Linked DNA regions of Homo sapiens: region 1 is linked to region 2. Evidence: chromatin loops called from intact Hi-C (ENCODE). Cell type or tissue: PC-9. All regions are shown on one strand. Each heading gives the region's core, and the rest is flanking DNA. Links, peaks and the distances in the headings are about the cores only. Region 1 overlaps FAT3 (FAT atypical cadherin 3). Region 2 overlaps FAT3 (FAT atypical cadherin 3).

The links. Peaks named below come from ENCODE experiments on the same cell type or tissue, not always from the same donor. Only the 100,000 strongest peaks of a DNase experiment are listed, where the experiment ranks them.
Region 1: a loop joins it to region 2, with 11 times the contacts of the local background. A loop is called at or near these places in 2 of 110 quality-filtered maps.

What each region holds. Positions count from the first base shown.
Region 1 is chr11:92,260,852-92,277,578 of GRCh38, forward strand. All of the region lies in intron 1 of FAT3 (FAT atypical cadherin 3), which reads left to right. Among named protein-coding and RNA genes, the nearest start is that of FAT3, 44 kb to the left of the region's middle. In PC-9, for the core only: no CTCF peak of the experiment used is centred there; DNase peaks (open chromatin) are centred at 7,224 and 8,340; H3K27ac peaks cover 3,358 bases.
Region 2 is chr11:92,376,034-92,392,760 of GRCh38, forward strand. The region is part of intron 2 of FAT3 (FAT atypical cadherin 3); the gene reads left to right. Among named protein-coding and RNA genes, the nearest start is that of FAT3, 160 kb to the left of the region's middle. In PC-9, for the core only: no CTCF peak of the experiment used is centred there; a DNase peak (open chromatin) is centred at 7,608; H3K27ac peaks cover 711 bases.

The sequences.
Region 1 (16,727 bases), core at 3,589-11,588, 120 kb before region 2:
TTGCAAGCTGACTGAGTATGCCAACATGTAGGACATCAGACAGACAGTAAAAAAACTTAAGTGTGGGTATCCTGTTTGCTTTTTGTCCGCAGATGTTAAGCAGTTTCAATAGCTGGGGAAAAATTGTTGTGTCATTATCTGTGGGTAGTGTGCTGATAGTTTATTATAGGGCAGAGTTATTGAAAGAGAAAGAATTGTATCATTTATTCATATTTTAAAATGCTGTGACAATGTACTACTTCAGATGAGTGTTGTCCCCATAAATCATCCTAGATCCCTGTGCTCAGGAAATCTGTGAAAAGATAGTATTTTCAGAGGCAAAATTATTTCAGTTTCTTCACAGGAGGAATTTTAGAACATAAGGAGGAATTCATCCAAACAAGAAAGCCATCTACTGAGCTTACATCATTAAATAGGAAAGGTAAGGAGGGCTACACCCAGTTTAAAGATATCTTTAAGCTATTGTCTCCAACCTGGGGCCTTAGACCTCTGAGTAATTAGAGTATGTGACTGACATGCATTGTTTGTAGACTGAATGAATTAAAACTGGATTCCCCACTATACTTTGGGTACTAAAGGGGCCTCTTATGCAGAAGGATTGGAAACTGTGCTGTAGGGTAAGATATTTTAGGAACAATGCTTTAGTTTTCTCTTGCTCTTTTTGTCTTTTAACTTGGCTATTTTCTTATATATAGAATTTCTGTCCAAAAATCTAACTGTGTGATTTTTTAGCTCAGCTCAGAGTAGCACAACAAAATTACAGCCACCGGTTGGACCCAGTTCAGTACAGCATTCAATCTAAGGGCCTTGTAGCTTCCAAACGTTTGTATTATTCCAATCCCTGGGTGGCATTGTAACATATATTTATTCTTGATTGCTCCAGAGGTTTATTTTAAAAATCAGAATAATAACACAACTAGGTTAAGTGCAATGTACTTTGAAATTCCAAACCAGTAGTTCTTTAACCTATTCATGCTGGTTGGATGACAAGGCATTTTACCATTCTTTTTTATTTAAAATTACCCATATTTGTGGCTTTTAATTAATTATCTAATTAAATGTATTTTATTTTATTTTGCCTGCATTCCAGGTTTTCTTATTTCTATGTTGTTTCTCCTTTATACATATTTACTCTCTCTTTTTTTTTTAAATTCTGAGGTCTCTCGAACAATAAATGGACTCTAGCATTGTTCCCATGTGACCTAAAGAAACTACCATATTAGAAGAGGCTACCATATTAGATTAGCTTTCACTTAACACAGAGGGATCTGAAAAGATGGAATAGTGGTAAGAACCTCCTAAGAAGTGACATTTCATTGGAAATTGGAAATTCTATTGACTAAATCAGGAAATAGAAGGAGACCTCCTCAACTGCCCTTGATTGGTAATTACAGCTCATGGGTAGTTTTAATAGCCTTCAGAATTCCTCATCTTTCCTTCTCATATGTTTTCCTGTAAGTAGTGTCTTTTTCCAGAAGTTGCTTCAATGGTTCTTTTGAGGACTGAATAGAAAGAGCAAATGTGTAGTCACCTTTACTGAGTTCAAAGGAGTTATTTGACATATCAAGCTTTCCCATTGGCTGAAGAAACCTTAGCTCAGAGTTGGTAGACCCAATCCCTGAGCCATTATGAGATACCAGTGATCCTTGGCCTGGTCCCTCAGGTCAGAACTCAGAAAAGAGCAGCAGATACATCCAGAGTCTCAGGGAATTAGGCAAGTTTCTTTCCCCATCCAGTGGAGTTTTTGCTAGACCTCTCTGAAACAGGATACAGCATGATATATTTTTAGTAATTTACAGAAAGAAAATGGAAACAAGCTTTATTTTGATAATTATTTGATATTTTAGTACATATCTCTTGAGAAAACTAGAATGTCCCACATGGGACTGTGATAAGACCAGAGTTAGGAAACATTCTCAGAATACGGGATGGGTTGACAATGCCCATGTGTCTGAATTTACAACACTTGTCCAAAATGCAAGTGGTTGCAAATGGCTCTGAAGGATGCTTGCCAGTGCTGTCATATAAATAAAAGAATACAGAATCATAGAGGCAATTACTGTCGTCAAGGTGGCTACCGAAATGTAGGTATTTCTCTTTAGCCCCGGTTCCCTCATAATAATCTTTCAGTTTTCTCTCTTTTTTTTTTTATTCCTCATTACTTTGTAGCTGGATGCTATACCACATTGTTGATTCTAATAAATGACATGTTGATCTCATCTACCTGGGAATCCTTGGTTTCCAGTTTTCACAGCTTTGTTTCCAGTATTCACAGCTCAGTGCTGGAGAGTTGACCATTTGTGTAGTTCAGCATTTCTCTGTGTTAATCCTGTGAGGGTTGAGTGTTGTCGACAATTCTAGGCATTCTGTCCATCATTTTTTTTTTCTCGATTCACTTATTCTGGTTTTCCTCGGGGTTTTTATGTCATAGCAGAGTCTGGAATTTGGTCTGGAATATATATACACACACATATACACACACACACACCACACACACACATATTATATAATGTTTGCCCTTGTGTTACATTAGACAGTTGTATATAGAAAATTGATTTCTTGAAAAAGATTTCATATCAATGCTATGGGAGCAATATCTGTATCATTGCTTTATAAAGATTTTTAAGGATTTGTGAAAAACTTTTCTTCCTTCCTCTGAAATTTTCTTTCTGATGTGAAGATTACAGGAGATGTGAATATTGGATCTTCTGAGTAAAATTTCATTTATTCTAAAATGTTGAGTGATAAATGTGGTATTTGAATATAAGTGTGTGTGTGTGTGTGTGTATATATATATATATATAGAGAGAGATGCATATATATTTGCATGCTTATAATTTTAACTTTAATTCAAAATGATTAAAAATGAACAAATTATGAAGCATTTGCCCATTGTATCATGTCAGCATTGATCATGTCCTACTTTGTGTTGCTTTTAATTTTCTCCCTCCCTTTTTTCATCTTGATGTCTTTTGTTAGCCATATTTCTAGAAGCCCCAAGAGCAGGGATCTGCATTTGATATTAGCCCTTAGTGGAAAGAAAGCTGACATATACTGAACAACTACTGGGTTCCAGGCATTACGCTAGTGAGGCAGTGCTCTGAGAAGTGCTATAAAGTAGATAATCATTATGCCCATTTTACAGATTGAGAAATTAAGCTGCAGAGTAGTTAATTTACCTATAGACATGTAGTTATACTTGAGCTATTGACCAATCACTGCCAACCCCATCGTCTCACATCGACTCTATCTGTGTGCCTCTTCTACTTTGTGCATTCAAGGTCTCATTTTGTTGACTTTGGCTAATTTAATGATATAAATGATAAATAATAGAAATCAGAGTAATATAACATTTTCCTTGTCTCATGACAAACTAAGAGACATGAACACTGATACTAACAATTACTTCAGATGTGTATCTGGAATACTTTAAGACTCCAATTCTAAGGCTTGTTTTCTTGTTGTATATGTTTCAGGAGAGTAGGGGCTAACTGCATCAGTTTCCACATTTGAAGAAGAGATACAAAATAGTTATCTATAATGTAAGTGAAATGTGTATTGAAATGGTTAAATTGAAGAAACCAATCTTGGGTTGGTTTAAGGACACTAAGAGTCATCTCTACCCTTTGCCTTGTAGAGCAAACTGTGCATTTAGAGGGAGCTTAACTAGTAATTCAGAATAACCGCTATTGCATACCATGCATTTAAACTGTGGGGGAATCTAGGTTGCTATGACAATGGAAATATTTTCATTTTCTCCATTTTTAGAGTATAAACACATGAATCCTGAATATTGCTTTGGTTTGCACTTTATGTTTTCTGACTTCGTGAGAGAAGTGACAGAGACACTAGCCATGCTTCTTCCCAGTGATGCCATAGATTCTGTCTTTCACTCCAGGCTCCTTGTGGAGGTCCCAGAACTCGGCTTGGCCGTACCTGGGCTTCACTGACATCTTTTCTTTAGGGCGGTCACAGTGAGAGATAAGACACCTTTCCTACTGTTAATCATTCAAAGAATAACATGTATTTATTTCACCTTGGATTTGAAATCCACATCTCCTTGGGTAAAGAGGATTCCAAGTCAGAGACACCCCATGCCCACCTTTAAGATCATAAGGACTGAATTCTGTGAATATTCTGTTGGGGGTTTTTTAGCACTCAGTAAAGGAAAAAAAAGGTTGAAAAAAAAACCAAAATAATTGCTAAGCCGAGTCTAGAAATCACCACAGGTTCCCTGGAGCTTTTTATATTAGAGTATCTTCTTCAGGACTCAGTATGTGAATTAAGAGGACCACTGAAGAGTCAGCTGTAGCCAGTTCACTTATTTTTTAGTGACCTGGGCCCTGAAACTCTGTATTTGCGTGATAGAAAACACATTGCCTTCTGCTTGACTAGACTAGGAACAAAAATTGTTAAGGAAATTAAAAACAAATACTTTTATATATCCTCTCCTTCTATTACGCTGCCGTATGGTTTTTCTTCTCCCTCCCTTACCCTTCAGTATTGACTGCGTTCCAAGCATGGTGTTGGGAGCTGCAGATAAATTGGTGAATGGGGAAGACGTCTTTTTCTGTCTTCACAGCATCCCAGTCTCTGGGGAAGGCAAATGAGTAAACAGGAAATTATACTATGGTACTAAGCCTTCTCTTAGAGGGCAAGGGGAACACTTCTGGTGTGGGGTTGGGAGAATCTGGGGGATTACTAAGGTTGGGTGTCTTAGATCATTTGGGCTGCTATAACCAAAATACCATAAACTAAGTAGGCTATAAATAACAGAAATTTATTTCTCACAGTCCTGGAGGCTGGTAAGTCCAAGGTCAAGGCACTGGCAGATTCGTTATCTAGTGAGAGTCCATTTCCTAGCTCATGGACAATGTCATCTCCTTGTGTTTCTATATGGTAGAAGGGGCAAGGCAGCTCTCTGGTGCCTCTTTTGTAAGGCACTAACCCCACTCATGAGACTCTACCCTCATGATTTAATCACCTCCTAAAGGTCCCACCTGTTAGTACCACCTTGGGGTTAGATTCAACACATACATCTTTGGGGAAGACAAATATTCAGATCATAGCATTGGGGAAAGGGCAGGACGCTCCAGACCTCTTTTTCCCTTCCTTCCTTTCTACCTTGGCCTTTTCAAGTCCATCATTTCTTGATGTTTTTTGAACTTAACTTTAACATTTGTCCCAGCTAAAATTATGGCTTCAATAATTACTTTTTATTATTGAACATAGGATACAATTTGTAATATTTTCCTCCAAGACTTTGACTTGCAAGGAGATTTATCTTAGGTTCTAAATGCCTCTTTTAAAGGAATACCAACTAGTGTTTCATTAAGGGAAAAAGACATTTCTCTTCGAAATTCATTGAAGTAGCTCTCTGAGCCATTCATATGGTTTATTTCATTCTCTAGTTTGAGAACCTGGCCTCACTATGAAAAAGTGTCTAAATACCCTCGACAATGTATTTTCTCTTTAGTATGGGCAGGAGCTGAGGAAGTGTCTTCAGGACCAAAATGCTATTTATTCCGTGTTTGACACGTACAAATCCTCTTTGATAAAATGTCATTAGGGAGGCATATTGAGCTGTGTGGCCTCAGTTGATAGGTACTTTTCAGCTTTTATCACTGTCTGTGTCAGAAAATTAAGTGTAATCTAGGGTGTTTTCATTCCTTTTATTAATTCTAGCGGGTATATGTTATATTAGGGAATTTAGTAGAACATTTTGCCTTTGAGAAACACACGTCCCTTTCCACTCTAACAGCCTCAGCCTTCTCAGTCTGGAGTGTCTGTGGCTGAAAAAGCCTTTTTGCCCATCCTCGAGTAGCAAGCTCTCTGCTCAGGGATGGCAGAAATTGCAGAGACTAATTCCTTGTTCCATTTTGTAGAGAGAGTGTTTCTTCTGTTTGTTGGGATGGTGAATATTTGCCAGAAGTTTTATGGAAATGCCATTAGAAAATCTAGGCTTGGTTCTTGGGTGCCTTTTCCTGATTTCACCTGATGATCTTCATTCTCTGTGATTCATGCTCCATAATTCTCAGTTAACTCTGGCATATCACCCATGGAGTTACATTCTGTGAGCAAATGGCCCATTAGCATGTGTCTGTGTGCTGCTCTGGGCTGATATAAATCTTCTGAAAGAACTTTGGACTTTGCCACTGCTCCAGTCTGGTGTGGAAGGGCATTGAGAGGCTGCCTGCCTGACACTGCCTTGCCTGTCACGCGGGTGTAGCTTTCTCAATTCCCATCCTGCCGACTTTTGCACCAACTCGCTTATTGAAAATGCTTACTCAAAAAGAAGCCTATTTGGCATTCATGACTTTATCATGTTCTTTATTATTCAAGACAGAAAAAAATGGGGGCAAAGACAAGTTCTTATTTATTTGTATGTGCCTACATTTCTTAAAGATGGAAATGGTGTTGAGATTGCTAATTTTGGGCACATTCTTTCTTGTTCTTAAAGAATTTCTAAGTAAATGCTGAAACCTTTTCCCAGAAATCTAATTAGGTAATTAGTTCTGATTAGTTAACTTTAAGCATAAGAAGAGAATGATGGATATGTATTGACTCCGGACAAGGGGAAGGAGACCACAGAAGCTGGAGGTCTCCTTAGGAACCTGGAAAGAGCACAGAGTTTGGCGGAGGGTCCTTGGGCCAAGAGTGGCAGCTTGGGAACAGTAGCTTTTAGAAGGGAGCAGCTCCAGGGTTTGGAAGTATGAAAAGAAAAAAAAAAAAGTGGTGGTGGGAAATGATCCCAAAGAAAATGATCTACCAGTTAGACTTCTCACCTCCTATCCATTTTTTATATCCTCTGATTTAAGTTGCTGAAACATAGTTTTACCTAGAAGAATATTAAAGGAAAATAAAAAGAAATCTTTAATTCTGTTCTCATCGGAAGTTATTGCTTATCATTATTTATTTGCTGATACTCTTTTCCTAAGCTAACACCTTAAAATTAAGTAATTCAAATCTGTGAAAATCCTTTATGGAACTGCGTAAGGCTGTGTCCTTTGCAGGATGACATGTATTAACACTTATTTATTAGGCTCTGGGGAGTTGGTTTTCAGATTGAATGAAGTAGCGCTTTGTCTTGTAGGTGCACAAATTACTGAAAATTGAGGTTTTTCTTCCTTCAGTGTACATTACCAGCATTATAGGCTTTTAGAGTATTAAAGGAATTTAAGTTATCTGCCCTAAGTCCTTCAAAAAAAAAAAAAAAACCTAATCAGTTCAGAGAAGGAAAAGGAGAAAGAAAACAAACACTGGTCCCAACTCTGTGCTAATAGCTTTCAGTACCTTATCTCATTTAATCTTAGCCCTGACAGATAGCTATTATCCCCATTTCACATGTGGGGTAACTGATACTCAGAGAGGTTGAGGACCTTGCCCAGGGAAACACAGCAAGAGGCAGAGATAGGTTTTGAATTTAAGCCTTTGTACTGCCAATGCCCATACCTTTTCCACTACCCCACATTAAAGCCACTCAGCTCCTTAGTGATGAAGAGAATGGACCTAGCTGCCTTAACTTCCCTAAACAGAGATCTTTTCCATAGATTATATGACGTACTTTGGAAAAATCTGAACATGTTTGACAATTGTAACAGAAATTGGTATAGATTTCCTTTTTTTTTTTTAATTTTTAAAAGATAAAAATAATTTTCCTTGAGTCTGTAATTTCAAAATTAACCCCCAACCTTCCCCATTCTTTGTAAAAGTTTGGTTCCTTGCGTAGATAGAAGCTAATTGAGCTTTGAGACACATCACTAACTTAATTTTAATCTCTGGTTGCTCTTCTATATTTACTTCTTTTCCATTCAGATGATAATTATGCAACTGTGGTTACCCTGATTAATGTTTTACATATTTCCCCAGGCATTCATGGAGATTGACTAAAATATAAGTTACCATTGGCTTCAGAAAACTTCTGATTGGCATTTAGAAACATGTACAAAACATACCCCTTGGTAAGCAGTGTTCCAACTAACAATTTTCCTCCTTTTAAGGAAAGGGGAAGAAAAAAGAAACATTTTCAAGGGAGATTTTTGTTGCAGTAAAGGGAGACTATGGTTTGAAGCTATTATTTTTTTCCATTTCAGCCTTTTACTTTGTATGGGAAAAAATTTAAAATGGATGTATTCAGGTGTTTTTAACATGATGAGCTGGAATGGAATGCAGAATCAGCTCCTTTTCCCTCTTCATCTCAAAGGAAAAATATCACATATCTCAAATTGCCTTGGGTCACAACACTATTTATTGAATTATTCAATAGTTTGAACTGGTAGAATTAGAAGATTCATTAGACTGAAGGTCAAAAGTTAAGTTAAAAACATTTCCTCATAGTTATGATATGACTCGCAATGTTGACAGATTCCAGAAATGCCATAGAAGCTGAGAGATGCATAGTCTTAATGAGCTAGAAACATTCTTTCGCCTGGCCATTTAGATCCCTGACCACTCAGAAGTGCCCTGAATTCAAATCATTTAGGTCTGTGTTCACACCAGCAAGCAAGTATGTAGTGGGTCAGGTAGACACTGGTTCCTTTCACAAAGTATTTAGATGAAAGTGAAAATTATCCTATTGATTTAGTTTTATTCTTCTAGTTTTATCTACATCTCATGAAAAAGTGAAGCTGGGACATATACTTTGAACAAGCAGAACTTTTTTGCTTTTCAACTGATCTTTATGCTATCTGTTGGAAGAGCCTTGTAGTTTGAAGTTATAATATGGAAACTGTATTAAGAGGATTTCTCATTAGAAGTTATGGCAAAAGAAAGGGTAATAATAAAACCGTGCATGTCTAGAGTGCCAAGCTTTCCTGGGCAATACAATATTTACCTACCTTCTTTCTAATTTATTTTTATGTCATGAGTACTTAGTTTTGAGTATCACCATATTCGAAATGGGAGGAAATAATTTTCAGAATAAAGTCCCAAGAACTCCATTATCTTGACAGCAATGTAGCCACTGTACCCCACTTCCCCTTCCCATTCAGCAGCCCATCCAGAAAGTTGAGCTTTGAGAAGTTTTCTATTCTACATCCTCTAGGGCCACCCCAAAATTCATTTTCTTGCTGTCTGTTGAAGCTCACTTCTTTTTAAATGCGTTAAGTTATTAGTGTGGACACTTCAGAAATAATTGATGGTGAGGCATCTGAGGAATCAGATGTCTGCTTACTGTTTTGGCTGTGGTTCCTGTCCTCTCCATTAAGGCTCTCTTTCCAGGTGATTGATGACATCTTGTTGATCTGAACTTTAAGATGCTAAGCTGCCAGAGAGGGTGATGTCTCTCAGCAGCGTTTGGTACATATGACTACTTCCATCTTCTTAAAATACTTTATATTCTGGACTTCAATTATATTACCTTGCCCTGGTTTTCCTCCCACTTCACTGGCCTTTCTTTCTCAGTCTCCTTTATTGATCCTCCTACCACCCTCTAAATATTGAGAATGTTTCAGAGCTTGAACTTGGGTCTCCTTCCTTTTTGTCAACATTGTTCTCTCCCACTAGTGATATCATCTAGTCTACTGGTTTTAAATATCATCTACTGGGGCCAAGTGCAGTGGCTCACACCTGTAATCCCAGCATTTTGGGAGGCAGAGGCGGGTGTATCACCTGAGGTCAGGAGTTCAAGATCAGTCTGGCCAACATGGTGAAACCTCGTCTCTAATAAAAATACAAAAAAAAAAAAATTGCTGGGCATGGTGGCACATGCCTGTAATCCCAGCTACTCAGGAGGCTGAGACAGGAGAATCACTTGAACCCAGGAGGCAGAGGTTGCAGTGAGCCGAGATCGTGCCATTGCTCTACAGCCTGGGGGACAAGAGCAAAACTTCACCTCAATAAATAAATAAATAAATAAATATTATATATTGGCTATTCTTAAATCTATATATCCAATTGGACTCCCACTTAGATATTTGAGAAATATCATATACATACATGTCTAAACAGAACTAATGTTATTCCACTATACCCCTAAACCCACTTTTACCCCAGTCTTTCCAATCTCCATAAATGGCACCACCATCCATCCAATTTCTTAGGACCCAAAGTGAGGGGTCATCATCAATTCCTCTCTTTCCCTCATTTTTTACATCCAATCCATTAGCAAAGCCTGTCTGTTTGACTTCCAAAATATATCCCAAAGCAGGCCACTTCTCGTCATTTTTGTTATTATAACCCCTGTTCAAGCCATCAGGATCTCTCCCTTGTGTTCCTGCAGCAGCCTCCAAGCCCTGCCTCTAGACTCACACTCTACAGTCCATTCTGCATACTGAGCCAGAGTATTCATCAGGCTGCCTCACTTCCTTGTGCCATAACACCTTCCAGGGGCTTCCCATGAAGACCAGTGTGACATGTAGACTCCTTACTTTAGCCTCAAGATTCCATGCCTGCAACTCTGGTTTCATCTCTTTCCACTGAATCCCTAGTCTCTGGGCCACACTGGCCTTCCCTCTGGACCTTAACCCTCCCCAATATCCCTATGTGCTTCCTTGTCCTTCATGTCTTCCCTCTGCTGCTTTCTGTCTTCATTTACTCACTCCCCTCCAAGCAGCCATTCCTGACCACCTTAGCTAATGCTGTCCTTCCTCTGCCACTCCCCCTTAGGATGATCATATCTCATTTATTTCGTTTTCTTCACAGCATATTTTAGTACTTGAAATGGACTGTTTATATGTTGTATTCTCTGTCTTCTACTGCACAAGCTTAAGGTCCTTAAGGGTAGGAAATCTGTCTGTTTCACTGTTATCCCTCCAGTGCCCAGAACAGTGCTTGCAACATAGTTGTTGCAATAAATACTGATTGACTGAGTGACATTTAATATTCTTCATTTGTCTCTTCCCTTCTGTAGCTATTTTGATTTATGTTTTAAAGAGAGAGGTAACAATTTGCTTTGATATGCTGGGCTTAGTAAATTGGGTTTGCCCCATTCATCTGAAGAAGCTATGCTGCCAGATCCCATCAATCTTTTAAATGTGACTTTTCTTTTTCTGCCTTCTTCTACGTGCTGGAAGTGGATTTACTTTATGTTGCAAAACTGTTGTCCCATTTTTTAACCAGTATGTGACAACTCTTGGAATAAGTCTATACTGATTCCCTTCACTTCTTTCTTAGTTTGGGGGTAGTTTGTGTGAGACTGTACTCTTTTCATTATATGGCCCTATAAGAACTGAGACCAACTCTGTCAAGCAGTCGTTGTCCTCCATCTCCCTTCTCTGGGATTGCAGAAGGAAAAATCCCTAGCTTATGCATCAAGAAACTCTCTATTATTGATGTTGTAAAGTTCTGCACACATCAGATGGAGAGGTGATGGAAGGAGCAGCAAAGCTGCTGTAAAATCTTGAAGGGGAAATTGAGGAGGGGGTTACCAGTGTTCATTTTGCCCTGCTCCTTGGGAGTCACACCTGCATGGAAAGCTCCAAGCAGAGTAGAAATCAAGCACATAAGGCCGAGTGGGCTATGCCAATTTCTGGTTAAGGATTCTCTGTTCCAGCATAAACTTTGCATTCTCATGACAGAATTAAACTACTGTCTGAGTTCCTAGTAAATGCATGACATATTGTGAATTACTAAGTAGTGGTCTTGATAGGTTAGAGGACAGGATGGTCAGGGAGATAAATGAGACATGGATCCTATTGCTCAAGGAGCTTCTAATGAATAATATAATATAACCCACATAAAAGGGAGAATATGAGTTAGGCCAGTAGAAAGAAACAAGCAAAATGTGATGGATATTTAAAGGGGGGAAATCACAAGTAGGTTGAAGGGAGGATGGGAGAGAATGAAGAGGGAAAGCTGCATGGGAGAGGTGCCGTTTAAGGAGAACATGGGGTGTGGGGTGTGACAACCTGGGGAAAATGTGCCCCAAATGACTGAAATGTTACGGACAGGGATCCTCAGGCCATCCTTACTTCTGTTATGCAAGACTTTGAATAGGCCTGTTAAGGGAAGTATTGCCAAGGAAGCTTGCTAGACCTTTTGCAAAATTAAGAACTGTTGAGCAAAATAAAGTATTCATCTGCAAACCTGCTGTCCAGCTGACAGATGGAGCTCTGGCCAGGAGCCTTGCCCGGTGTTGTGTCTGTCAACAGGGAAACTGGGAGAAGCTTACTCCAAGGGGCCTGGAGGACTATGTTTTTTCATAAACAGATTTTTCCTAATAGCTCTTTCAACTAGGTTGGCCTTGCTGGGCATCCCCCATACCACTACTTACCTCACATTTTTCTATAAATCAATCCTCTATTTTACTTAAATGAATCTCGGCCTATTCTAACAATAGTATCTGTGAAATTATGAGTCTGATCCACCAGTTTTTATGTTTTCCCAAATTTTACACCCCCTGCCATTATCTCATGTATTTTATAAAAGTGATGCCAAATCTGTTTCTGGGGAACTTGTATCTCTGCCTTTAAAATAGCTTCAACTTTTGGGGAAAAGTAAAATTACTTCTTTAACATCCTTGTAGCAGTCCTATTAAGTCCTTCTGCCTCATCTCCCTCCTCCCTCCTATCCCTGCCCCTTTCTAGATTCTGTAACATTCTGAGCCTGCAGGGATTGTAGAGGACATAATAAAAAAGATCTTGGGTATTTTAGGATTTGAAGTGCAATAAAAGGAAATTACTGACACACTGAATTGCCATTTAATGGGAGATGGTGATATCGATCTGGTAATGTTTCCTGCGGTCCTAGTTGTAATAACTGTATAATATCATACACTTTATCAAAATAATTTAGAAGCTGGCAAATGAAGTTGTTACAGAGCCTCTGAGTAAAATGGAATGAAAGTCAGAGGGTCCAGAAGATGGTGAGGGAAGAAGAATGGAAAGGGCTACAGGACTAAATTAGAGGAAGACTATAAAGCTCTGGTCAGAATAGATTTCTGAGGATTAAGTTAATGTCTGCATGGGGCTCTAAGTCTCTTGGATCCTGTTATTCTACGAAGATACAAAATGATGTCCTTATCTCCTCATTTGCTTTAACCATTCTTCTTCTGAGCTGATGTAAGTTAGCATGTACACTTGCTTGATTTGTAGAATATGATTATGTTTATTAGAATATTTCTGATATAATAAACCAACTTTATGACGGGTTTGTTTATCAGCAGGTTGCAAGTTTAGTGCGGGGCTTAACACATTGGTTTTTATAGCGCATAATGAAATGTCTGCTGTTACCAAAAATTTAATGAAAATTATGATAGTATTCCTCAGCTTCCTTATTAAAAAATTAAGTCCTAATATTTCTGAAACTTTCATTATTACTTTAATCAGTTTGTATCCTCAATATCCTTTTTGAGCCCTAAGGTTCTTGAATTTTCAAATTTTCTTCTGTGTTCTTTCTTCACTGTTTTCTTCACATGAGTAATTTAGAACATGACAATAGAGAATTGGTTGAGCATAATTAAGGGAGATTTCTCTTTTTTTGAACAAATAAACCCCTACTTACTACTGAAATAATACATATTGTAAACCTTCTTGATTTGGTCTTCATTTAAAAATTTCTAGTAACTTGGAGAGTCACTGATATTTGATTTTGTATGAATGACAAAAGGGTGTTTTCTAAGAAATTAAATAGTATAAATATGTTTTAAATGGTAGCTTTAAATTTAAAGACCCAGGTTTTTTAGCACTTCAGAAGTATTAATTTTCTTGACCATTTCAGGTTTCTTTTCAACTCTTGTCTTCTGTAAATACAATATGTCAATTTTAAAGAATTTTCAAGTAATTAACCTATATGGGACCTCTTCTAGAAAACATCTTGGCCGAGAGTGTACAGATATTTTTAAACCTTTGAAAATATTTTACATTTAGTTAAAAGCTTTATATTTTTCTATTTCTGTGTTTTCTTTACTAGTTTAGGGACAGAGCTATATTATATTTATCTTAAATATCATCTTAATAGTCTCATTTTACCTTTTTTAAAGTGGAAAAGAAAATAGAACACTGAACTCTTGACCTTCTCTATGAGTCTGTGGGCACTTTTTCTTATATGTTTATTTTGCTGTGCTGTTTACTTCTACAGATGTTTACATAAAGAGCTTTTCACAGATTTTGGAAACTTTTAGGTTCCTATGAAAGCACGGCAACTTTGTAAATGGGGATGGTTAAGAGACAGTTCTAAAAGGTGGCCCTATTTGCACACATACACAGTAGTTACTTCGATATTTTAGCTATGTTTGTCAGGTATTTAGCGCAACATGCAAACCATAGCAGCAGTAACAGGGAACTTCTGTTGTAGTGTGTGCCATGAACGCCAAACCTTGATTCTCTAGTCTTCCCAGGTACCACACTGAAAGTAGGAGCCTCTCCATCCATCTCTTTGTCACGGGTGCCATAATCCTAGGCCAGACCCTCATCTTCTTGTCTCATGCTGGATTAGGGATGCAGCCCTCTCCAAGACGTTTATCTCTCTTTTCTTTCTCCCTAGCAATCCTTCCATGTTGCCAGAGTAATTTCCCACTTTTAGCCACTTACATTTAACACCTTTACCATATGAAATCCAAACTCCTGTGTCTGGATTTCTAATGCTGCAATAAATGGCTTCAACCTTATTCAACCTTATTTTTTTTTCTAAATGCGAACAGGCCTCTTGGCTCATCTTTGGTTCTACTGATTGGCAAACATAAGAATAAGCATGCTTATTCTTATTTCCATGACTTGATTTATGACACCCCTCCCCCAGCTTTTCTGGAATCTGTTTCCTTACTTTCTTTCATTTTATCCAACACCTATCTGCCCTTCAAAGTCCACCTTGATTGTTAGGTTCATCATGTTCACCATCTCACTACTCCTCTTCACTTCAGAAGACCACACTTAAGTCTCTACCAGCAATGTAACATGTAGCTACCAATTGATTGGTTTACTTTTCAGGAGCACATGAGTTGTGTAAAATAAGAAATACCTCTAAATGTTCATTTGGATGATAATGATTCTTAAATGCAAGACTTATGTACATTTATGCTTGCTTATAACCTTTTATTTTTCATAATTCCAGTTTTCTAGCAACTCTCCTAGGTTAAGAAATGAAGAAGTTGGATTAGGTATCTCATCTTTAGAATGTTTTCACCATTAAGATTTGAATAAATTTTCAGAGTGCATAGTTGATCACGTTTATGTGTGTGATACATATAAAGTAACAATATTTTTTAAAAAGAATCTCATATCTTATTAAATCAAGTACTGAATATGAAAAAGAGGCCACTTTGTTGACACATGACAGAATACTTTTTCTGCCAAATTGTAGTTCTTTGTGCTTGAATTTGCATGGGCAAATAGTCCCGAACCAAAATATTTTCTTTAGCACAAACTATTTTACAAAACAATGGCTAATACATTAACCCTTTTTTATTTGTATTAATATTGCCAATCAGCCTAGCAGTATAATACATTTTTATCAAATGAGTCACAAAATTGTAAAATCACAGAAGTTAGAGCCAAAAGTGACACTGAAAATTAGTTTTAAGCAGAATTTTACATATTTAGGACTGCGAGTAAGCATTTTATCTTGGTACATGAGGTGGAAAGTTGAAAATATTCACTTGCTTCCCCCATCTTCATGGGAGGAGTATATTTACTCACGCCAGGATCTTGACCTTGGCCTGTGACTTTCTTTGGCATCTAAGATGGTGGTGTCTACTACCTGTCCCTTGACTTCTGGTATGGCTGTGTGACTCCCTTTGGCCAATGGAATGTTAGCATTCGTGACACTAGGTTTAAAAGGTGTGTTGTGCTTTGCTATTGCCAGGGGAAGAACTTCCCCAGGTAGTTGCTGCATCTTCGGTCTGGGTGCCTCAACGAGTATGTATAGAGTAGACATAGCACAATCTGTAGTGGGGAGTCAAGCTCAGTTAGACCTACTGTTTGAAGCAGAGCCACTGGCCTACTTAGATCACAGCTGAGTTGGGAATCCAGGAGCATGAGAATAGAATGCTTATTGGCATATGCCGTTGAGTTTGGGGTAGTTTGTTATGTGGCATTACTGTGGCAATAGCTAACTGGTATAACCTCGTAGGACAATCTTATTTTTAATAACATAATTTCCATTTCTAGTACTAACTTTCTTAACTAACCCATTTACGTTCCTTTCTGGCTCCAAGACACACTGTTCCCACTCTAAAACAATCTGACTGATGCCTGTGACTCACTGATTGCTTGCAGCTGTAGCTTATTTTTTAGTGGGCCCACATACTTTTGCACCTAGCAGTTGCTAGGTGTTTACAAGAATCAATTTTTGTTGTTTTCAAACTTGCTGATACCAGTTGTACTTATATATTTTAATTAAATATTATGTAAATTAATGAAATGTGCCTGTGTAAAGGTTGCTTCTGGGAAACCAAGTTAAATGCCAGGAAAAAACTAGTTTCCAGAAAGTTTCTGCCAAGATATAACATCTAGAAGGTTGTTTTTTAAGTATTCCTAAGTTATTGCTTTATTTTTAGAGAATGCCTAAATGGAAATCACAGACAATTAACTCTATCTGCTGTTTCATGCAAGACAGAGCAGATCATTACTGGATATATACCCAAGGAAAAATAAACTGATCTATCAAAAAGAAACAAGCACTCAGATGTTTATTGCAGCACGATTCACAACAGCAAGACATGGAATCAACCTAGATGCACATCAGCGGTGGATTGAATAAAGGAAATGTGCATACACACCTTGGAAAACTACACAGTTATAAAAAAGAATGAAATCATGTCCTTTGCAGAAACATAGATGCAGCTGGAGGCC
Region 2 (16,727 bases), core at 3,430-11,429:
AAAACGCCAGATATTAAAATGAGAAACAGTAGCACTTTATAAAATATTAGAAAGCTTTGAAAAACACAAATAAATAGAAAGCATCCCCTTGTGGCTTCAGGTAGTGCATGTTAAAGAGTTTGTACCCCTGTACTCTGTCTTCCTGTGGGCTGAGTACTGGGATGTGGCAAAGTCTCCCCTGGAATTGACTGGCAGACCACTTTGCTGGGGGTGGATGGGGAAAGAGAGGCTTCTGCATTCTTTTGTCCTGATCAAACCAAAGCAGTTTCTCCAGCTGTGAGGTCAAGTTTCTAGCCTTTTAGTAAAATTAAATTGTTTGCTTTGTCTGATATCAGTTCTGGTTTCAGACAGAGGGAAATAACAGTGGGAAAGCAGCCTGTGTGGGGAACGCAAGCAAATGTGCTGTGGGCTCTCAGACGAATAGTGAATCATTCTGGGGATCTCACATGCTCACTTAACATGCAGAGCTTGGTAACCAGCTTAAGATAGATGACCTGTCACTTTCAAGAACATGTCAACTGTTTGTTGCAGGGGAATATTTCCTAGTCGGTTCATGGGATTCTTAATAAAGATGTTGGAACCAGCAGTCCTGCTGTGTTTCAGCTTCTAACCAGAAGCTGAATAAAGGTCAGAAGGGTTACTGCCCCTCTCAAATGGATCCCAGAATCCCTCACTTTGGATAGTGGTTGTGGTTTTATCTGCTTTGGTGTTTGTTGTTATTATTTTCTGTCTTCTTAGTGCTTCTGAGTTGCTCAGATTTGGCAAATTTTGAATAGACATATATATGAACCCCAAATAATTGTACTGAGAAATGCAGAAAATATTGAGCAAGACGCTGCTGAATTTCCATGAGTAAGCAAATATATTCTAAGAGCTCACAGGTGAAAATTTCTTTTTATTTAATATGTCATTTTTATTGGAAGGTAATGATTATGTCCAGGCCATAAATACAGTGTAAATTCTCTTCAATAGACATTAAAAAGATGACTTTCAATTGGAAGCAGCTTTTTAAAGGGCTTAAAGGATACTGAGGTATAAATTTTCAGACCTGTACAGTCTGTACGTGTAAGACTAGGAAGAAATGAGTGAAACCCAATACAGGCTCATGCATGGGAACACATGTTTATGACCATAAGCTGTAGTTTCACAAAACATGTTGAAGAAGGACATATAATGGACGTATAATGGCTAAGAGTTTTAAATGTATTGTTGTGTGTGTTAGTTTATAGTTATAATAAAAATATCCAATGGGTTATCAGCCCTATCATCATTTTTCAAATGAGGATACTGAGGTGTGGGATAATTTCTTAAAAATAGAGCTGTGCTTCACAAATACCCAGGAAATAAACACTTGTTCAGTCACTAAGTTCTGACTCCATGTTGTGTATTTTGTCTGTATTAAGATTCTGTTCAGCTGCCCAGATAAAAAGTGATAAAAGTTTTCTAGCTGATATTCCTACTATAAGATATCTTACTGTCTGTTTCCAACTAGCTCTGAAGGGTCAGCTAGTTTTATTAGAATTATTGAGCATGCCCAGGATGTGGTTGTATAGGCTCAGCTTAAATTTACATCAATTGGCAATACTTTCTCTTGGTTCAGGATCAGCTGTATATTCCTCTCATTCCTTATTTCTGCCTGATTGTAGGCTCCTTGAAGGCAGGATTTATTTCTGATGCACTATTGGGTCCTGTGTCTGGCTCAGTCAGAACCTGGCATATGATCACTGCTCAGTAGGTATTTTTGGAAGGAAAGGAAAAGAAAGAAGGGCTAGCTATGTAGATGCAACAGCAGCTCAGTGTCTATCTCTGATTCCTTTCCAAAGGTTAAATTAGATGAGGAAGACACGTTTTCTGGGCATCAGCTTTACCTCCGAGTACATGGGGGATCTGTTCCAGTATCTTTGTTCTTTTGTGGTTCAAAGCTTTGAATAATGTATGTTTTGATGAACAAAATGGACACTGTGGCTCTATGAAGAACTTAACTACAAATACTGCAGTTTGTGTCATTTTTTTCAGCCATTTAAGGTGGTGTCAAAAATTACAGTAGCTTACATTTTAAAAAATATTTGACTTTTAAATAATGTTCACTGTGTCATTGACCCTAGGAAGGATTTTAGCTTACATTTATGGCTTCTTACTGCTACTGCAATAGAGCCAACAACCACAGATCTGCCCATCACTTTCTTATAAATGTGGTTATTTCAGATTTCCAGTGTGTTCTGGTCACCTGGCTTGCTCTTCTCTTAAAATGTGTTTAATGCTCTCTTGGCCAGTGGTTAGGCTCATACTTCTTATATTTCTATTATCCAGGAGACTTTATCATCGAGATAGTTATAATCTTTCTTCTATTTTTCATTAAGGTCTTATAAGCCTATTATTGGTGCTGAAGCTCACCAAGACCTCCATACCCTTGCCTCTCTTCAGCAGGTGCTATCTCTTATACCCCAGTTGGAAATGTAGGTTCATTTCAGACAGCAGTTTTCACATAAGGCATTATATACTATTTTAACTATATCAAGGGCCTTGATTTTCACCATCCTCTTAAAGATTTTTAAAAATATCTTCATTCTGAAGTCTCCGAATTTTTATTTTATATGCATTGACTTCTTCTGTTATTTCCTTGCAAAAATACTTTGGTGTTTGTCTTAGTCCATTGGGATTGCTATAACAGAATACCATAAGCTGAGCAGCTTATAAATAACAGAAATGTATTTCTCACATTACTAGAGGCTTGGAAGTCTAAGTGCAAGGAGCCGACAGATTCAGTGTCTGGTGAGGACCTGCTTTCTGGTTCATGGATGGTGCTTTCTGGTTATGTTTTTACATGGTGGAAGGGATGAAGCATTTTTCTCAGGTTGCTTTTATAAGGGCACTAATCCCATTACTGAGGACTGCTGCCCTGTGATCTAATCACTTTCCAAAGGCCCTACTTCCTAATATTATCACCTTGGGGGTTACGAATTCAACATAGGAAATTTGGGTGCACAAAACGTTCAGACAATAGCAGTGTTTTTCCCATTTAGATCTTTGGCCTTGTCATCATACCCCCTGCCACTCCTCTCTCCATATGCTTTCTGTAAGAAACACTTTTCCAACCTCTTTAAAAATATTCTGTTTTCCTCCTTCAGCTTGGAAAACCAAGTTTTAAGCTTGTTCCACAAGTGATTTTGTGCTTTATAATAAGTGAGTTATTTTACATATAGCACAAAGCACATTGCCTAGATTCTTATATATTTATTTCACTTTTCTCGATCCAAAATACATTCATAAATTTGAACCACAAAAGCATTAAAGTGTCAAACATTTCTGTATTTGCCAAGCCATAGCTTTGTTTCTCTTCTGGAAGGTAGCAGAAGTTACTTTTGATGGAGTTATCTTTTTTGACTGGACCAGGAAAAAGGCCCCCATGATGATGAGCAGGAAAGCATCTTTTCTATCTATACCAGGCAGTTCTAAGGTAAGCCAGACCAAAGCAGATGATTCTGTCCCTGCCTCCACCAAAATCACTGTTGGATTGTAGATGAGAAGACAAAATGACTTAAACCTTGGACTGGGACAATTCATTTTCTGACAGCTGGAGGCTCTTATGAACAAGTGAGACCAATATTTGTGGGTTATCTTGGATTTGGCGTACTCATCTCTTCACAGTCAGGAGCAGTCTTCAGAGATGTGATCAAAAACATCATTAAGTACTAGGGTGAAAAATCCATCTTTTTACATTTGGGTTTGAACTTTATGTTTGTCACTGTTTCAGAATTGCTGAAATTACTAGAACAGGGTCTTTGGAGTGGAAGAATTTTGGTTTCTTCATTCTATCCAAATAAGTACAGAAGAAGGTCAACAAGGAATCAGGCCATAGTCTGGAAGACTGATATCCCAGAGTGGCTGTGAGGTAGATGAGGTAAAAAATCAACCTAAAGGGACTGGTTAGGTTCTGAGCTGGAAGAATGTTTGGAGGAAGTAACCGTGAGAGACAGGATGGATAGTTCTCTTGCTTGATGATGTCGTTGAGTCAGAATGCCATCATGCAAACTGATTCGTGTGTGTGTGTGTGTGTGTGTGTGTGTGTGTGTGTGTTCAATGAAGGATAATTGATGTTACGTTTTATAACAGGGATTTTGTGTGAGGAAGGTTAAATTTGAAAACGAATGCGAATGTACTCACCACATGACTGAGTGTCTCCCACCTTCAAGATTCCCATTTGCAGTTGACCTTTGACATTCCTTGTGCCTCTTGCTAATGCTTGGAGTGAACACTTTGGACCTCGTATGTGAAATTCCACTTGCTCTGTGGTTCTCAGTGCTTTGTGGTCTTTAATCAGTTCTGTATGCCTGCCCTGTCTTCCTCTTCCAAGACAACAAGACTTGGCTGTCAGCTTGATCTGTCCATTGTAGTTTATACAGATGTTTCTTTTGTTTTTGTTTGAACGCCCTCAAAGAAACCATGTTGACTGTGCTCCATCACATGAGGCGGTGCCCATGTGTCCTTCATAGTAACACTGTGAGGCATAATTATCCACACTTCAGAGATAATACACAGCCAACACAATTTAGCTTGCTTTATAGAGCTGAGGCAAATCATTTCCCCTCACCCTCAGGCCAGCTCTCTAGTGAGAGATTACCTCTTGGTGACACTTCAGTCTTTGGTTTAGCAGCTAGAATTCTTTTATAGTTTGGGAAGGATATGGGATCACATTTCTATGAGTGGGTGCTGGAATATAGACTCCCATTTTTCACCCTTATACCCTCAGTTAACTTCTCTATGTGAGTGAGCTTCTGATGGGATAAAGTCTTTGGAGAAACCTTAGAATTCTGGTTTTGTTTTTGTTCTATTAAGGTCAAACTCACATAGTATAAAATTCCCCATTTTAAAGTGTACCTTTCAGTGGCATTTATTACATTCACAGTGTTGTACAACTACTACCTCTATTTAGTTCCAAAACATTTTCATCACCCTACCATCACCCATACCCATTAAACTATCACTCCTCATTCTGCCTCCCCTCATTCCCTGGCAATGACCAGTCTGTTTCCTCTCTTTTGTTTTTGTTTTTATAAGAATAGATTATAGCCATATTAAGAATGAGATGCAACTTGACTCATTTATCCAATGACTCATTTATCCAGATGTTAAAAGAGAAAGTAAGAACTTAGGCACTGGAACTTCTTTTATATTCTTATATATCTAGGAGTTGGGCCAGGTGCAGTGGCTCACGCCTGTAATCCCAGCGTTTAGGGAGGCCGAGGCAGGTGGATCACTTGAGGTCGGTCAGGAGTTTGAGTCTAGCCTAGCCAACATGGTGAAACCCTGTCTCTCCTAAAATACAAAAATTAGCTGGGTATGGTGGCATATACCTGTACTCCTAGCTACTTGGGAGGCTGAGGCATGAGAATTGCTCGAACATGGGAGGCGGAGGTTGCAATGAGCCAAGATCACGCCATTGCACTCTAGCCTGGGTGACAAGAGTGAAATCTTTTTTCACCACTTTTTTTTCACCACTCCTTCCATGTGGTGGGTGCATTCACATTTGTTTTCAAATTTAGCCTGTTGTAAAACGTAACATTAATTATCCTTCCTTCCGAAACACCTTTGATCTGACTTTTAAGAAATAAATAGATATATTTTTGTTTAAGCAGGTATATAGGTAGTTAAAATATAATTATTCAATTAACTTTTTCATTTTAAAATTTGGGATTTTTTGGTGAATTATATTAACAGTCCAGGAAAAATGAAAAAATTATTAATTACTATCCTATTTTAAGTACTTCCTTTTTTTCTTAAAGGGAAATATTTTTGAAATGTTGATTGAATATTTATGAGACGATGAGTGTACCAGGTGTTAAAAAGAAAATGAAGGAAATATGAGATGTCTTTTTCTCAAACATTGGTGGGTAGTTTTTGTCCTTTCAGCAGGATTTTTGCTTCAAGAGTTTTTGTTGGTTCTTCATTGCTGCATTAAAGTTACTTTCAGAGGGCTAAATCTCATAAAATGCCAGGATATCAAGGAGAAAATTGAACTCTGGCTCAAATCAATTGCATATTATGTTAGGAGAGAGAGACCTCATGAAAATGCTTCATGTTAAGGGGCAGGAGCTGGATTTTCCTTTGATTCCGGATTTTAATATCAACTGTCAGTATTTAATAGTAAAAAGACATGGCTTCACATGTATTTTTAATTTCCTCAAATTTGAAAGTTGCGTGAGTCTTAAACTGGCCCTTAGAAGTGGATTTCAGAATTGGTGTTTAAAATATAAAATTCACAGAAACTCCTAGTGGGGGGTCAGCTGGAGTGTCATTTTCAGGAATAAGCAATATCTATATTGTTTTTTGTTCAATATTTTGTACAGTTTTCATTTGGTAAATCTGGTTGTTATTAAAGTGACAAAGCTAATGGAATCACCTGCTGAGGCGCTGTCTCCCAGGAAGGCACCTCTAACAAAACCTTTCCTTTCCTGACGGGAGATCATTATGAGATCCTGCCTCGTAAGAGGGACCCCTAAAGGTAGATCTGGAACATTCCTCCATCCTACCTGAGTGTCACTTGGCTTTAATCCTTCTGCCACCATCTAGATACCCATCAGCCTCCAGCTTGGATTCCTTTCAAAAGATACTTAGAAAAAAAAGAAACAACTTTCAGGTTTTGCTAATCTTGAGATATCTACAGTTCTATGACTTTTTCCATGTGTGTATAGAGAAGGATGTGATTGTGTTCCAGTTCAATCTGTCTTAAAGAGTGGTCCGCATGGAGTCAGCAGGTATGGGTAGGCCAGGCTTCTGCCTTTTTAAAATTTTTATTTTCTTCAAATTTTATTTTAAGTTCATGGGTACATGTGTGGGATGTGCAGGTTTGTTACATAGGTAAATGTGTGCCATGGTGGTTTGCTGCACAGATCATTCCATGACCTAAGTATTAAGCTCAGCATCCATTCGCTATTCTTCCCGATGCTCTCCCTACCCCCAGCCCCTGCCTACAAGCCTCAGTGTGTGTCGTTCCCCACCATGTGTCCATGTGTTCTCATTGTTCACCTCCTGCTTATAAGTGAGAATATGCAGTGTTTGGTTTTTTGTTCCTGCATTAGTTTGCTAAGGATAATGGCTTCTAACTCCATTGATGTCCCTGCACAGGACATGATCTCGTTCCATTTTATGGCTGCATGGGATTCCATGGTATATATGTACCACATTTTCTTTATCCAGTCTGTCACTGATGGACGTTTAGGTTGAATCTATGTCCTTGCTATTGTGAATACTGCTGCAATGAACATACATGTGTGTGTATCTTTATAATAGAATGAATTATACTCCTTTGGGTATATACCCAGTAATGGGACTGCTGGGTCAGGCACCAGCATTCCAGATGATTCTAATGTAGGTGATGTGCAGACCACAGTTTAAGAACCACTGTTCTAGCCCCTGAAATCATTTTGGGCCTGATTTTGTCCCACAGTGTATTTGTTTTCCCTCCCAGTTTTGAAGCATGTGAACATTTGGCTAGAAGGCCATGACCTAATCCCAGCCATTAGGAAAAATGTTGATGGATACAAGAGTGAATCAGAGCCCTGAGGCAAGCCACTGGAGACTTCTCTCCAAGTTGACACTCTGCCTTATGAATACTGAAATTCAATCCGTTTTAAACCCCTTTCTTTGGCTTGTCATTTGGCCCACATTTTTCCTGTCTTATCCTCCAGGATCTCATGAGAGATTTTGTCAAATGCCTTGCTGACATCCAGATATGCCAGATTTGCAGAATTACCCTGATGTACCAGTTCAGCAAACACATTTCATTTTTTTTAAAAGGAAAGAATTAAAAAGAGTGAGAGAGAGAGAAAGGAAAATAAAATTTAAAAAGGAAAAGAAAAATGAGATTTAATTTGGTGTGATATTCCTTTTCCTGCTAATCCAAAGATATAAATTTGAACCCACAATTTTTTTTTTGGTTATTTCATCTGGAATCCTGAGATTATAGGATATATTTCACAGTAGTCTCTAAAGCTCAGCAAAGAAATCCATGTGGATTTTCCAGGGAGGTTTCCCCTCCCCAAAGGAACATGTGCAGACTTAAGTGTGGTAAGTCATTAATACTAGCCTCCTTCTTTGTGTGATGGGAAGCGGGTGGTCATTCACCCTCAAGCAGTGATTTTTTTTGGGAGCAGTGCAGAGAGGGGCATTTCCCTGTATAAATCTGAAGGCTTCAAAGTGGTCACTTCATACCATCTCATTTTGAGTCAGACCACCCTCACTACTGCTAAGAAGCCTTAATAAGTGTGTCTGTTCTTCTTGTGTATTGGAGAGGAAACAGGTAGAGAGTTGTTACCCTAAAGAGAAGGGAAAATTCTTTGAGCACATTTGAATGACAAAATTATATTTCTCATCGAGTTTCTTTTTAGAAAAAGGGAAGAAAATAGATGTGTCTTGGAATTCTGTCCATGAGACCACAGAAAAGAACTTTGACTCATAACTTCTTTAAGCAAATTCCTCCCCCAGCCCTTTGCCCCATGATGTGTTGATTCATTGTGAAAATCTAAAGCAAACCAAATTTCAGCACATACAGAAGCCAGAGTAGTCAGCATCAGGGAGATCATGCACTGCTATCATCCCTGGAAGACTGATGTTTCAAAGGCTCAGCTAATGTGCTTCCTGATGTACGGGTTAAAAAAGTGGGAGAAGCAAATTAATTACATTCAAAAGGAATTTAAAGGAGACTAATCAGTGCAGTGGAAGAGACCAGGAGCTGTTTACAGATGTGCCAAGATGTAGAGAAATCAGTATTGGCTTTGTCTGGAAGAAGGAGTGGGGCTCCTCTTCTCTAGCTAATTAAAGCAAGCTTATCTGTAAATTTAGTTATTCATAAAGCTTGCTTCCACGGAGCTGCTGTTTTTCTAATAGGATGGGAAGGCTGGGTTTCTGTAAATGTGGGTCAGTCATGTGATTAAGTGACCCAGATTTCCGCAGACAACCAAAAGAAAGAGCAGAGAGAGGATGTGCCAGCTCCTGACTGCACAGCACAGCATGGGCACACCTAATGCCTCCTCCCTATGCTAAAGGCAGAGATTGAATGTGAATGTTTTCACTTGAAAATTGCATCATAGTATTACTCCTATAAGAAAGCAGCACCAAGCATCAGCTCTTTCTATTTCTTTTCAATTACTTCTCTTTCTACAGTCAGGAAGAGACCTTTTAAGCATTTAAATTACGGTACATCTTTAAATGCTGTAGCTATGTTTGAGTTATCTGGCATCCCAGGAAATGGGCTGGTGTTTCCAAGTGTCCGTAGGTAGAGAGTCTAGAAGTGGACTCATGCTGATTTTATTTCATTTTTGAGACAGAGTCTTATTTTATTTTATTTATTTTTGAGACAGAATCTTGCTCTGTTGCCCAGGCTGGGGTGCAGTGTCACAATCTTGGCTCACTGCAGTCTCTGCCTCCTGGGTTCTAGCGATTCTCGTGCCTCAGCCTCCCAAGTAGCTGGGATTACAGGCGTGTACCACCACACCCAGCTAATTTTTATATTTTCAGAAGAGATGGAGTTTTGCCATGTTTGCCAGGCTGGTCTTGAACTCCTGGCCTGAGGTGATCCACCTGCCTCGGCCTACCAAAGTGCTGGGATTATAGACATCAGCCACTGCGCTTGGCTACCTCTTGCTGATTTTAGACACCTCATCTCATCAGCATTTTCTTATCTGTTTTTACATTTTCATTATAATGTAGCAACTATTTTCATTGCATGGTCAGCCAGTTTTTTACCTCTTATAAATTATATTCAAGATTACATGGTTTACTGGAGGAAAAGTAGAAAACATGAATATGCAAAACACAAAAGAAAATAAAATTGGTCAGGTGCAGTGGCTCAGCCTGTAATCCCAGCACTTTGAGAGGCCAAGGTGGGCGGATCACTTGAGTCCAGGAGTTCAAGACCAGCCTGGGCAACGCGGTGACACCCCTTCTCTACTAAAAATACAAAACCATTAGCTAGGCATGGTGGTATGTGCCTGTAGTCCCAGCTACTCAGGAAGCTGAGGTGGAAGGATCGCTTGAGCCTGGGAATTTGAGGCTGCAGTGAGTGCCACTGCACTCCAGCCTATGCTGGAAAGAAAGAAAGAAAGGAAAGAAGTTAAAAGTGAGAAAATAAACTCATCCTTTCTACCACCACTCAGAAATAACCATTCTTATTATTTTGGGTCAACAACCAAGAGGCAGTTTTGTTATCTAGCTTGAAATCACAGCTCTGTCACTGTTCAGCTATGGGATTTGGGCAAATTACTTGATCTCTTTGTATTTCAGTTGCCTTGCTGATAAAATATGGACACCTACCTCAAGAAAATGCCTAGGAACATATACAAGACTTCAAACATAGTGAACATTCAATAAACGATTGTTGAAAAAGACATTGAATGAATGCATACATGAAACGTTTCCCATGTAGTATAAAGTTGTTCATGTATCTGGTCCCTAGTTCATTGCCTACTGCAATCATAAAAGCATAAAGGAACTTCACCCAGTGCGTGAGCAATAAGTACATTATAAATGTTAGTTATTATTATTGCCTGACACATCATTAATATTCATTAGATAGTTGTTGAATGAATGGATGTCAGTCACTGCCCTTGGGTAGTTTAAACTTGAGAGAAGACAAGAGAAGATTCATGAAACAATAAATACGTGGTGAGCCATTTGGTACTCAGTTTGAGGGGAGAGCTCCCCAGGGGCTGTTTTATTTGGGGATTTCCTTGGAATGTTCAGCTGATTAAACTGCTCCCATTACAGCTTGAGTGACACTGGGTAACAGATCTGGGACCGGATCCTACATCATCCCACCACGTAAGTGGACTATATCATGCCTTCATTCATTCATCTTTTCCCATTCCTTTTCAACAATGCTTACTGAGTGGCAGGAGCTGTGTGGGATTCTAGACAGCCAAAGACGTTTGCTGTTGCCACCGTCTTGTTAGGAGATCTGTGGCTCAGAGGGGATTCATAATGTACTGTGATAAATGCTATGAGCCAGCAATGCCCAAGGATTATGGGAGCTAGTGTGTGTGTGTGTGTGTGTGTGTGTGTGTGTGTGTGTGTGTGTGTGTAACAGAGGGAAGGAACGTCAGAGCGTCCTTTCCACAAGGAGGTCCAGTTGGAACCAGGTCCAAATAGAGAAATAGGTATTATTCTAAACCAGGAACACAAGAGTAGCATTTGCAAAGATTAGGCAGAGTGAGAGAACTGGGAGGTGCATACAGCATGGCTAGAGCTCTGAGCTGCAGAGAGGCACGAAGGTTCTTTCTTTTAGTGGTGAGTGGGAGTGGTTACATTAAATGGTTTTAAAGCTGGGAGTGACAAGATCAAATCTGCATTTTGGAAAACTAGCCAAAATCTGTGTGTGTTGCAGGGTGAAGGAAAAGGTGGTGGGATAGACTGGGGCCAGGAACACTAGTTGTTGGAAACCAGAAAGAAGGGACTGAAGTAAGGGTAGGGGAGAAGGGATGAATTGAAGCACCCAACTCAAGATATTAGGGAGGGACAGTTCACAGAATTTGTTAACCAGTGGTTGTGTCTGTGTCTGTGTGGCTGGATGTAGGGGTAAGTGACTAAGAAGGAATTAATGATGCTTCTCAAGTTTCTGGCTTGTTGTGGTGTGCATGGAATGGTGAGACCTTTTATCTAGATTAAAAATATAGGAGACAGAGAAAGGTTAAGGCGAGAAGATCCTGTATAAGTGGATTTTGATGAGCCATTGACACATCAGGCAGAGCTTCTGAATGGGAGTGGTGCTGAGGAGGAACAGCAGTGGAGGAGAAGCTGGGAAGCATGGATTTCTTCATGCAGATCATCTCCTACTTGGGTCAATAGATAGCTCTTGATTTTAAGTAGCTTCAGGAGCTAAGTTCTATCTTCTTAGAGTAATTGTCCTGTCAATACTGAACCATGGTATACTGTCCTTGTTCTAAATACAGTACAAAGATCTTTTCTGGCACAGGGACTTAATCTGAGCTACTAATTTCCATTTTGGGGCTTTTTGCCAGGCTATTTGAGGCAGCATTTAGAAGCAGAGAAAAGTAGATTAGCACTGACTATCATTTTTTATGTTTAGACTCCAAGCTGATAAAGCAATGACATTTTTATTATTTCAGCATGGTTTTGTGGATGTGTCACAATTATTTATATAGTTTTTTTTTAGGTAAAGGAAATTAAATTATTTGAGGAACTGTGCCCTCACCTTGTGGCTGAATCTATCTGGTGCTGCTCTTCCTTCTCCTTTCCCTCACTCCCTTACATGGTCAGGTCATTTTAAATATGTCCAGTCTTCAGAGGAGATGCCTCCTGATCTCCCAACTATCACTGAGGGGTGGAAGGTAGTGCTTATTCCTCATTTGTTTGATAGTGCTCAACACCTTGGGTTAAGATCTTTCCTGGAAGAGAAATGGTAGGGAAGCAATATGCAAAAGATGAAGACATGGCTATAATTTAATTCTTAATTGTTCTAAAGTGACGTATTTCAGACATAGCAGGATAAAGACTTGGGTACATGTTTCAACAGAATTTATTTAGGATTTAATATTTTATACCAGATGTTAGGATTTCCTTGTGGAGGGATAAGGGATTGCATGTATATAAGCAACAGGGCCTGGTAGTTCTGACCTGAAGAAGCTTATTCATTTCCTGGGGAAGATGGATTTTCAAAGAAATATATGCAAATCAATGAGAAAAGTACTATAATAAAAGAATATCCAAAATAGTATGGAGATTCAGAGCATAACTGCCTGGAAAATGCTAAGAAATTCTTTACAGAAGAATGCTTCGTGGGAAGTCTATAGGCTTGTCTGTCTTGTTTGGACCAGATGGCAGACTTGTTGAAGGTCATGTCCCTTTCCCTGAACTGGACTTTCTTTCCATTTTATCTGTGCTGCTTCAAATGCATTTGTTGCTTGGCTTTCTATGGCAGTTTCTTAGGCATAAGTCTTTTTCCTATACTCTCCTGGAACATCTTCAGGGCAAGACCCCTGTTTGTTCAGCTCTCCATCCCCTGCCATACCCAGTAGGTGCCATAGCAACACATGAAATCTTACATTTTGTTCTCAGAACAGCACTGTAACATTGATGTTATTATTAGCACCATTTTTAAAGGTAAGAAAACTAACACACAGAGCATTGAAAACTTTTCTCAAGGTGTCTCAGTCAGTTTGGGCTGCTTTAACAAAATGCCATAGACTGGGTGGCTTAAACAACAGAAAATGGATTTCTCACAGTTCTGGAAACTAGGAAGTCTAAGACCAGCTCGTAGATGAGTTTCTTGGGAACCTGGCTTTTGCCCATAACGGACCTAACAATGGTGACTACTGTTTTCTGTCCTGATGTCAGGCTAAGTATTCATAAACACCTTGACTTGATGTTTACAACTTCATAAGGTAGATTATTTGTATTCTTGTTTAAAGGTAAGAAAATAAGTTGGCAAATTTACAAGTATGGAGGAAAAGGCGTACATGCAAGGAAAGTTAAACAAAAATAGATTTAAATGGTAAAGACTAATGATATTAGAATATCTTAAGGCAGAACGGACCTAGTTGCCAGATGCCTGGTACTTAACAATAACTACCATTTATTGTGTTGTATGGATGTGGCTTATTTTTGGTGAAGCACTTTACAATAATCTTCACAGTAGCAGTTAGAAGTGAGGAAAATGGACTTTTCCTTTTACTGATAATAAAATAGAGGCACAGAGAAGGTAATTGCCGATGATCACATGAGTGTCAGGGTACGTGTCAGGTCTGTTTCCACTATTTATTCCCTTAAATACTATGGAATTAGAGCAACGTAACACACTGAGATGTTAAACTTGGAGTTTTTCTTTTTTACCCCGTCTTATGTATGGTCTCTGTCTAATCAACCAGTGTCTTCACATTACCTTGTGGAAAATCAGGGGCATTTTAGGCAGGAGCAGAGTAGGTGGGAGGCACGTCTGTAGAAAAGCAGTGGAAGCAAAAGAAAAAAGCCTGTTTTTTTTTTAAACTTTCAAAATAGACTCTTGAAGTCCACATCAAAAATGACAGTTTTAAAAGCAAAGTTTTTGATCTTAAGAGCTAAGTTTTGTTGAGAGAAGAAAGGGCTCCTGAAATAAAAAATAAAGTTCTTGTAAAGTCAGGAATAGAGTTTATGCCATAATAGATTAGGAAAAAGACTAAAGGAAGATCTAAAAGCTTTCCTCCCTATATAATCCTCCCAAGACTAGGATCCTTAGGCTGGTAGAAAAGGAGAGTTAGGTAGGACTTGAGTAGGGAGCAGTCTCTTGGGCTGCTGTGATGGGACTGGGCCTGGGCTAACCCACAGGGAGAGAAGCAAAGCAAGTATGGAGAGTTTGTCCAGCACTAGCCATGACCATCTCAGGGCACCCAGCCTAAACCTATTCTCCTTCACTTTTGAAATGAACATCTGAAGTCACTGGGGTCAAGGAGCCATAGTGGTTGCTCACCATCACTTACCATGCCTTCCGAGGATGGATGTCTGCCTGCTGCTAATGGATTGACCACTAGAATCCATAGTCCTCCCAGTGCCCCAAGATTGTGCTGAGCTTTGACGTGAACCACTAAGTTTGGGCATTCTCCTTTTTCTATAAGGAGAATGAGGAACAGGATTGCCCTGCAAGGAAAACCAGTTCTTGTCTGAGTGAGAATGACTATTCAAAAGGAGAAGTGAAGAATACTCTAATATGGCCTCCTGGAGCAGGAATGACCAAAACAGGACCTCCAGGAATGGGTAGAAGCTGGGAGGACTGAGGGTGAGAGGAGCCTGAGAGGTCTGGGAGCAGGGTGAGCAAAAATGTAGTCCTGGAGAAGCACAGTTAGAGTTGAACAAGTGCTTCTTCAATCTTGTGGTTCTGGATTGGGGCCACATTCTGGCAAAAGAGCCTTTGAATGGCAGATTAGGGTTTAGACATCAGCTTGTGTGCAGGGGGAAGCCATCAAAGCTGTCTTTTGTTTGCCTGTTGATTTGTGTGACTTGATAAAATTCTCTACTGAGCATTTCTCATAGTACCCACTTAATTTTTAAAAACAACTCCAGAGCAGTTAACAACTCCAAGTAGCCTAAGGCTGTGTAACTGAGAAGAGGTAGAAGTCAGCAGATTTGATTTTATATCCATGTGAGACAAAATTGTGTGCTTGTTCAAACCTTTCACTCTGTCTTCTGTTCCCTCCCCGATGTTTGATAATGCCAGAGCCCAGAGTGGACAGACTCTAAGTGGTATCTAGGGGACAGACCGTCGAAGACCCAGATGTGTTCCTGCAACCTTGCCAATAAGTATAAGTCCCTGACAGCCCCACCTCCCCAAGTGTTTCTAGCTTGTTTATTCCCAGGTTAGGTGTCCCCTTGTTCTCCTAATTTCTACCTCTCTGGGAAGCAAAATGAGTGTCAATCACCCCTAAGCCTTGGCCCCAATGCTGCAGGCAAATAGTTCTTTATCTCAACCTCTTAGTTCCTAGGTCTGTACTTTACACAGGATCAGTGTGTGTAATCTTTTGTTCTTTTGTCTTCACAGTAACTTAATTCCTGTGGTAAGGGAGGATCATGTGTATTCTTAAGTGTGGGTCCTTATTATTTGTATGTAGTTTGCATCTGTATTCTGTCAGCTCATTAGTTTGTCCACTTTTCATTCAGTTAATGACAAATGTGGAGTATGCAAATGTTTGACATTCAAAACAGACAGCTCTGCAGTTCTGTGCTTTTAGATCATTTACTCATTTCTTCTTAGAGATTTATCTAAATTAGCATGACAGTGGCCGTGTTTCCTCATAGTTGTACGTGTCCTTTATGGAGTTATATTTGGCACCCCAGAATTAGGAATGAGATCGTTAACATCAACAATTCATTGAGATAAACAGGACCAGTGTCCTTGTGCTCTTTTCATAGATGAGGAATCCACAATACCCAAGAGGTGCACTACTGTCTGGTGAGGTGGTGGTGATGGCTCAGAATGCTCACTTGTGTTCATTCCTTTGGCATTCAGCTTTACACTCAGGGTAGAAGCAGCTATGATTTCTCCCATAAGAACAGCCAGGTCTGTGCTGGTTTATCACATGCAGTTCTGTGCTTTTAGGTCATTTACTCATTGGCCAGTTCATGTCTCTGGGGAGACATGCACGCACGCACACACGTTATATTCCAGCCAAATCGAACCATGCTTATTTTCCAGAATGTTCCATACATTTTCCTACCTCTAAGTATCTGCAGACATTGTTGTTCTTGTTACTAGTATTACAAAATAATAATAATGATAAAAATAGCTATCAATTATTGAGTGCTAATATCTTAACTCACATTTTCTTATTTAGTGTTACTATTTTCATGTTTAAGAGATGAAGAAATAAGGTTTGGGGCATTTGGTGAGCCAGGACGTATTTCTGTCTCACTCTAAAGCTGCTCCCTCTGCCTCAGCGCTGCTTTCTTCCTGGTCACCTGGCTGACCGCAATTTATCCTTGGGACTCAGGGTATCTGTCTCTTGCTCTCTACCCCTCCCCACAAATCCCCAATCTATACTAAATGCTGCTCCCTTGAAGTGTCTACACCACCCTATACTGTAATGTAGCACATTGCACACTGCACTACATTGGATAGCTTATCTGGCTAACTCCTTTACTACAGAAAGGGACCACCACATCTGTCTGGTTTCCTGTTGTATCTCCAGGCTGAGTAGTGCTAGACTGTCATTGCTCAATAAAGGTGAAATAAGTGGCTGAAAATG